Regions from separate parts of the Homo sapiens genome. Here region 2 is linked to region 1. A link is a contact called in ENCODE Hi-C data. All regions are on one chromosome and are shown on one strand. The core of a region is the stretch at or near the end of the contact, and the rest is flanking DNA. Distances in the headings are between cores, read along the strand shown.

Region 1 (3,127 bases), core at 385-2,884:
GTTAATGCTCAATAACTATTATTATTGTTAATAATAATATAACTTGGCATCCAAGTTACAGAAATGAGATCGCCTGGTGCTTCAGCTCAAGGACTTTATAGTTTAGTAGGGGGAGGCAATTATACCAACAAATATGTGCCCCGAGGTAGAGAAGGGCACAGAGGAAGCAATGGTCAGTTTTGCCTGAAGAAATTAAGTAAGGAGGGGAGATGACCTTGAGTTAGTCCTTTCAAGAAAGTGGACAGATTCATTGGAAGGACATGCAAGAAAAAAAAAGGTGGACAGAGAGCTTAGTCTATTTCAGTCAGAGAAAGTAAAGCAACCCAAGGCATAGAGATTGGAAACAGCTTGGAATTCCCAGGGATTTGTAATCCAGGTAAAGCCCAGGAGAACAGCAAAATCTCTGCTGCTTGAGAGGCAGACAAAGGCCAGATCACAGCAGGTTAAAGGATGAGTTCCAGGGTGCTGCCTTGGATGTATGGTGGTGCCATTCAGGTAGTTGGTGAACTACAGGAGGAAGAACAGAGTGTTTTGGGGAAAGGAAGGTAGATGAGATGCACAGAAGACATTCAGGCAGAAATATCAACTAAGTAAGTAGACCTATGTGTTCGAAAGTACTGGGCTGAGGCCTTCCGTTTCCTTATTTTTTTAAATAAAGGGCACAGAGAATATAACAGTACCTAGTTCCCAGGGTTGTTATTGGGACTAAATGGGGAAATGTTGAATGTAAAAGCACCTGGCTCAGGGACTTGCCCATATTAGGTGCTGAATACATGGCAGATATTATTATTTCTCCTGTCTCTTTGCTCTTCCTCCCTCTGCTTTGTTTCTTGTCTCTCTTCTTTTTCCTCCTCTTTAAAAGAATTGTGGTAGGGAAGAGGCACTGAAAATGGGCTGTGGTTGCTTGTGACTTCCTGGCCTCCCATTAAAATGAGCTAGAGAGAGACTTTCAGGCAAGCGTAAAGAAATCCTGGAAACATGGCTCCTATCCTGTGGATTCAGCTTTACGGGGATCTTCGCCAATGCCTGGCTGAGAGGCGGTCTCAGGGGGTTGAGAACTCTATTCTTAGAGGTCTGGTATCTGGGAGACTGAGAAAGCCTTTCTTAAGTCTCCCTGCTGGGCCACGCTGTATTCACAGATCATCTTCAACTCCTTCTTCTTCCCCACCTACTCCTTCGCCCTCACCTCCTTGGCTTATCTCTTGCTAGAAAATGCACCAAGCTCCAATCTCCGTTCCTTTTAGCTTCCTCCCTGAGAAGACACTGTGACCTCGCTGTCCTTGTTCGTGTTACCATGGAGAGGTAGGAGGATAAATATCGCTTCCAGTTGTCAGCTTTTTTGTTTTCTCCTTTCCCTCTTAGACAGCCCCCAGCCCCAATCCCAGTACCCGTTTCACCACCCTCCCCTGGAGAATTAGCATAACCGGAGTAAATAGGTAATCAAGCAGTGTGCTTGCAAGCCTTAATTTTGGGACAGATAAGGAAGTGAAATTGATTGGAATTATACCTGCCGCTGCTGGAGGCTGAGGGAGGCGGCCGCCGGAGGCGAGGCCAGCTCTGTCGGCCCAGGGCCCCGCCCCACCCCCTCCTTCCTCCCTCCTCCTTCTCAGCCCCACCCTTCTCCACCTCCTCCCACTTTGCACTCTCCTCTAGCGGCCGCCTGTCCTTTTTAAGGAACTCCACCCTAGGTGGAGTCCTCACGATAGTCACACCTCTCCTTTGGGCCTAGCAGGGCCAGAGAAAGACGGAATCACTCTACCCACTCAGGTTGCCCAGAGAGCACTTTAGGTTCTGACTCGCGTGGGGCGCGAGGTACCCCGTGGGGCAGCTAGGTGCCTCCAAGAAACCCCGCCCCAGAGGACCCGCACGAGTTGCTGCCATTTTTCGCTGAAGCCCCTGCCCTGGGGCTGGTGTTCTTCTCTATGATTCTACCAATCGTCGGCATTTTTTTCCTCCCTTCTTTCTTTTTAGGAAGGCGCTGGGGTGTGCGGCGGCAACGGCGGCGGTGAAGGGATCCTCTTGTGGTATCTCCTCGTGGGTTCCTGTCTTGAAGGATTTCTTCTCCGCCTCAACTTTATGTTCAAGTAGCGCTTTGGGGGTTGGGTTGGTTTTCATAGCCCCCACCCCCGGCCCTCTCCTTTTAAAGGGTGTGTGGAGTTCAGAGGATGGGTGGAGAGCGGGCTTGGCCGGAACTGAATTGGTAGAGGTAAAAGGGGAACGGAGGACCTTAAGCTCTGGCCACTTCGGCCCAGCGAACCCACTTTATTTTTGTCCAAGGAAAAGCTGCAGGGGGGAGGATTCTTTTTAGGAAGTCTACTCTGCCGGCCCCTGATTTTTGGGTTGGATGCTTGAGAGCTTTGTTTCCCTTGTTCCGAGAGTGGCCCAGCTGGGTCTGAATCGACTCCCTCCCCTTTCGACCCCCTCCTCATTTTCCAGCCCGGAGAAATAGGGGAGTGGGGGCCCAAGAACGAGAAGACGAGAACGCGTCGCCCTGCGCTATGTCAGAATGGGGCGGGTGTGAGGGGAACAGCTCTCTTGCGATCAGCTCAGGAGTATGAGCCTCCCGGAGGACGGCATGAGTTCTGGACACTTCAGGAGTCCTCAGCTAGTGACATGGTCGGTAAGTGACTCTGGGACTAATACCCACCCACTCCCACCTCTTTCGTCTAGATTCTATCCCCCTCCCAGTCCCCCTGCTCCCCCCACACACCCCACTTGGGGTTTCAGCAGTGGGGGCGGGAGCGGAAGGTTAAGAACACTATGTGGAATCAAATGAAACTCAAGGGAAAATGACTTTGCTAAAGGGCTGGGCAAAGAAAGGCCAAGAAGGAGAGGAGAGAGCTTGGTGGAAGAAGTGAAAGGGGGCAAGAATGGATGGATTTGTCTAGTCTAGTCTCCCCTGGCTCGGCACTCCCAATACTCCTTAAGCGGTAAGGATTGTCTTTGACTTAACCCCACACAGCCAAAGTCACAACCAGAGAGAACAGGATTCACAAGGCCAAAGCTCCCAGGTAACCCCCTGAAGCCATAGCGGGTACCTAGAGAAGCTTCTGAAAAGAAGGAGGAGGGGACAGTGGTTTAAGGTGCAAAGTTAGGCTATTGGAGGCACAGAGTGAGGCCTGGAAGC
Region 2 (3,020 bases), core at 19-2,518, 1.1 Mb after region 1:
TCGAGGAGTTTATATCTAGATGGGGCATAGACACAAAAACCTAACACATAACAGAGGGTTGTAAGTGCTATGATTTTGTTAATCTGTGGAGTGCAGGGTTACAAAAGAGTGGCATCACACCCAGTTGTAAGTTCAGGGAAGACTTACTGGAGGAGGTGGTACTTGTCCTGAACTAGATGAAGAGGTTGGGAAAGCAGATGCAAAGATAAGGAGGGAAGAGAGAACTTTCGGATAGTTGTTTGTCAGGAGCTTAGCATGTGAGGGATAGAAGGGGTTAGGGATGAAGCATAGAGTTTTTCAGACACCAGTCATGAGAGTCGAATGCTGGACAAAGTAGATGGGTCTTGAATCTGTGGAAAATGGAGAATTATTGCGGAGTTATTGGCAGGGGTGTAATATTGTCAGATTTACATATTAGAAAGAACACTCTATAAATAAAGGCAGAGTGATCAGCTAGATTATTTGTAGAAGTTCATGTAAACCTCAGTGAGATCTGAGCCAGACTGAGTTGAGAAGGAAGGGCTGGATTCTGTCATGAGAATAAGAGAAATGGAAGAATCTGAAGTGATTCTAGATTTTTGGCATGGCTGACTGGGTGGATGAAAATTCCATTTGTAGACCTGTAGGGGCAGCAGTCTGGGGGACAAAAGGATGAGTTTTGGACTTGTTGAGTTTGAACGATCTGGAAGACATTCACATGGATATGTCAAAAAAGGCATTTCAAGTGTCCAGTTTAGGAGACAGATGGGCTGGAGATTTGATGTTCATCAGTACTACCTGTTAGTGATCTTATAAGGATTAAATAATATGCATATGGAAAATATATATATACTTGCCATTTAGTTGTTTGTTGAGCATACTGAATATTTGCATACAAAGGTATACTTACAACACTTTTTTCACAAGCACAGCTGAAATAAACTATAACAACTACCACTTATACTATTTACCATAAATTGTGCTAAATGTTTTTACTTATTATCTAGTGTTTATGGTAACCCTTTGATATAGGAGTAGTTATTCCCATTTTTTTTCTTATGAGTAAACTGACTAGGAGATATAGTGTAGGTTGGCCAGGGCTACACAGTAGCAGAACTGGGGAATTCCAAGGCCAGTGTTCTTTCTTATGACGCATTTTCTGTCTTGGGTTACAACAGCACTAACGACAGGTAGCATTGCACACAGGCAGCTGCTGGGAAGTCTCCGCCCCCATCTCTGGCTAGGAGCCCTGCAGGTGATGATAAACAAGCTCCTGTGGAATTGTGGGTAGACACTGGACTTGTAAACGAAAAGCTTCATAAGTCCCTCTTTGCTTAGTACTTTTCTCGTCCTTTCCCCAGGGTGCACGTAACCCTCAAGCACTAGGACCGTGCGGAATCCAGGCTGCGATGGCACCTTCATTTACCGCCCGCATTCAGTTGTTCCTCTTGCGGGCGCTAGGCTTTCTCATAGGCTTAGTAGGCCGAGCAGCTTTAGTCTTAGGGGGTCCAAAGTTTGCCTCAAAGACCCCTCGGCCGGTGACTGAACCATTGCTTCTGCTTTCGGGGATGCAGCTGGCCAAGCTGATCCGACAGAGAAAGGTGAGAATGCAATTCAGAAGAGGCTGGAGGGACAGGTCTTTTAGCAGGATCCAGGAAGCTTAGTGGTGGCGGTGGTTGTGGTTTCCTTTCCATTCTCTACTAGGGCGACTTAGGAGAGGCATTTATTGGGGATGAAGGGAGACTTCTGGGTGTTGTAGTACGTTTATTTTTACCAAGGACATTTACTGTGGGCATGGGTTGGACTATTTTGGTACCGTCATAGTCCTTCCTATCCATTTGTCCTATTTGTGCATAATTACTGTGTGTGGGGTAAAGCAGGTGTGAATTTCAAACTGATTCTCAGCTATGGAAAGTCAGTCTCTCTCTTTCTCTCTCCCTCTCCCTTTCTCTCTCTCTATTCTTCCGTCTCTCACAGGCCCCAGATCAACCTGCTGCTTACCATTCAACCAATTCTTTTTAAAATTGATTTAAAGTAAAAGTAGTACTTGGTCTAGGATAGTAAAAGCTGCGTCTACCATATATTTATTGCATAGTATATGTGAAATACTCTGCCTGGGTACTTAAACATATTCTATTTCACGGATGCAGTTATATAGGCAATATTCATATTTTATGCATAAGGAAACTGAAGTAAAATGATTTGCACAAAAATTGTTGAAAGTTCTAAATTAAAAAAATTAAGCAGCTCATTCGTTCTCTATAGAATTGTGCAGGCAGGACTATTCATCTCTGTCATATAAGTGATTGGTTACCTGGAGATCTTGAGCTACAGTCTAGTATTGTTTATTTATACTCTGCTTGTTTTCACCTCTCTGCTGTTTCATTTGTTTTTCGTCATTGCTTTATTTCCAGAATCTACAATACTACTTAACAAAGAATAGGCATGCAGCAAATACTATCTCAGTATGTGCTCCTGAATGTATGAATTATTAATATTTGTATTGTACTCCTGGTTACCTTTCAAAGACATATCCTGTCTTCTTGCCGTACCCCCTCCCCAGCCTCTACCCACTCATGCATGCTTTTCTACCAGTTAGGGAGGCAATGGGATGTATTCGGTTGGTGCAAAAGTAATTGTGATTTTGTAATTGAGATTTTGACATTACTTTTAATGGCAAAAATCACAATTACTTTTGCACCAACCTAATAGTAGAAAGATGATATATTTCAAATTTTGGACTGTCTGTTCATGGCTCTGTGACCTTGTGCCACACCAATAGCAGATAATACATATCAAGAACCTGGCACATAGAAGATTGTGTAACATAATGATTAGAAGGATGGACTCTAGAGTCAGACTCCCTGGGTTCAGAAATCCTAGCTTTTCTACGATCTAGCTCTGTGATCTTAAAAACATTTCTTTTTTTTTTTTTTTTTTTTTTTTTTTTTGAGACGGAGTCTCGCTCTGTCGCCTGGGCTGGAGTGCAGTGGTGCGATCTTCGCTCACTGCAAGCTCCGCCTCCCGGGTTGACGCCATTC

Evidence for each region. A loop is a pair of places that touch in the nucleus more often than their neighbours do. Pooled maps may share reads with other maps.
Region 2: a loop to region 1 is called in a pooled map, with 11 times the contacts of the local background. The contact joins the promoter of FAAH2 here to the promoter of KLF8 in region 1. A Hi-C loop is called at or near these places in 6 of 50 pooled maps.

What each region holds. Positions count from the first base shown.
Region 1 is chrX:56,230,722-56,233,848 of GRCh38, forward strand. KLF8 (KLF transcription factor 8) reads left to right here and starts at 1,635. Exons shown (of 6, transcript NM_007250.5): 1 at 1,635-2,620. The coding sequence starts at 2,614.
Region 2 is chrX:57,285,438-57,288,457 of GRCh38, forward strand. It overlaps FAAH2 (fatty acid amide hydrolase 2), which reads left to right and starts at 1,269. Exons shown (of 11, transcript NM_174912.4): 1 at 1,269-1,580. The coding sequence starts at 1,389.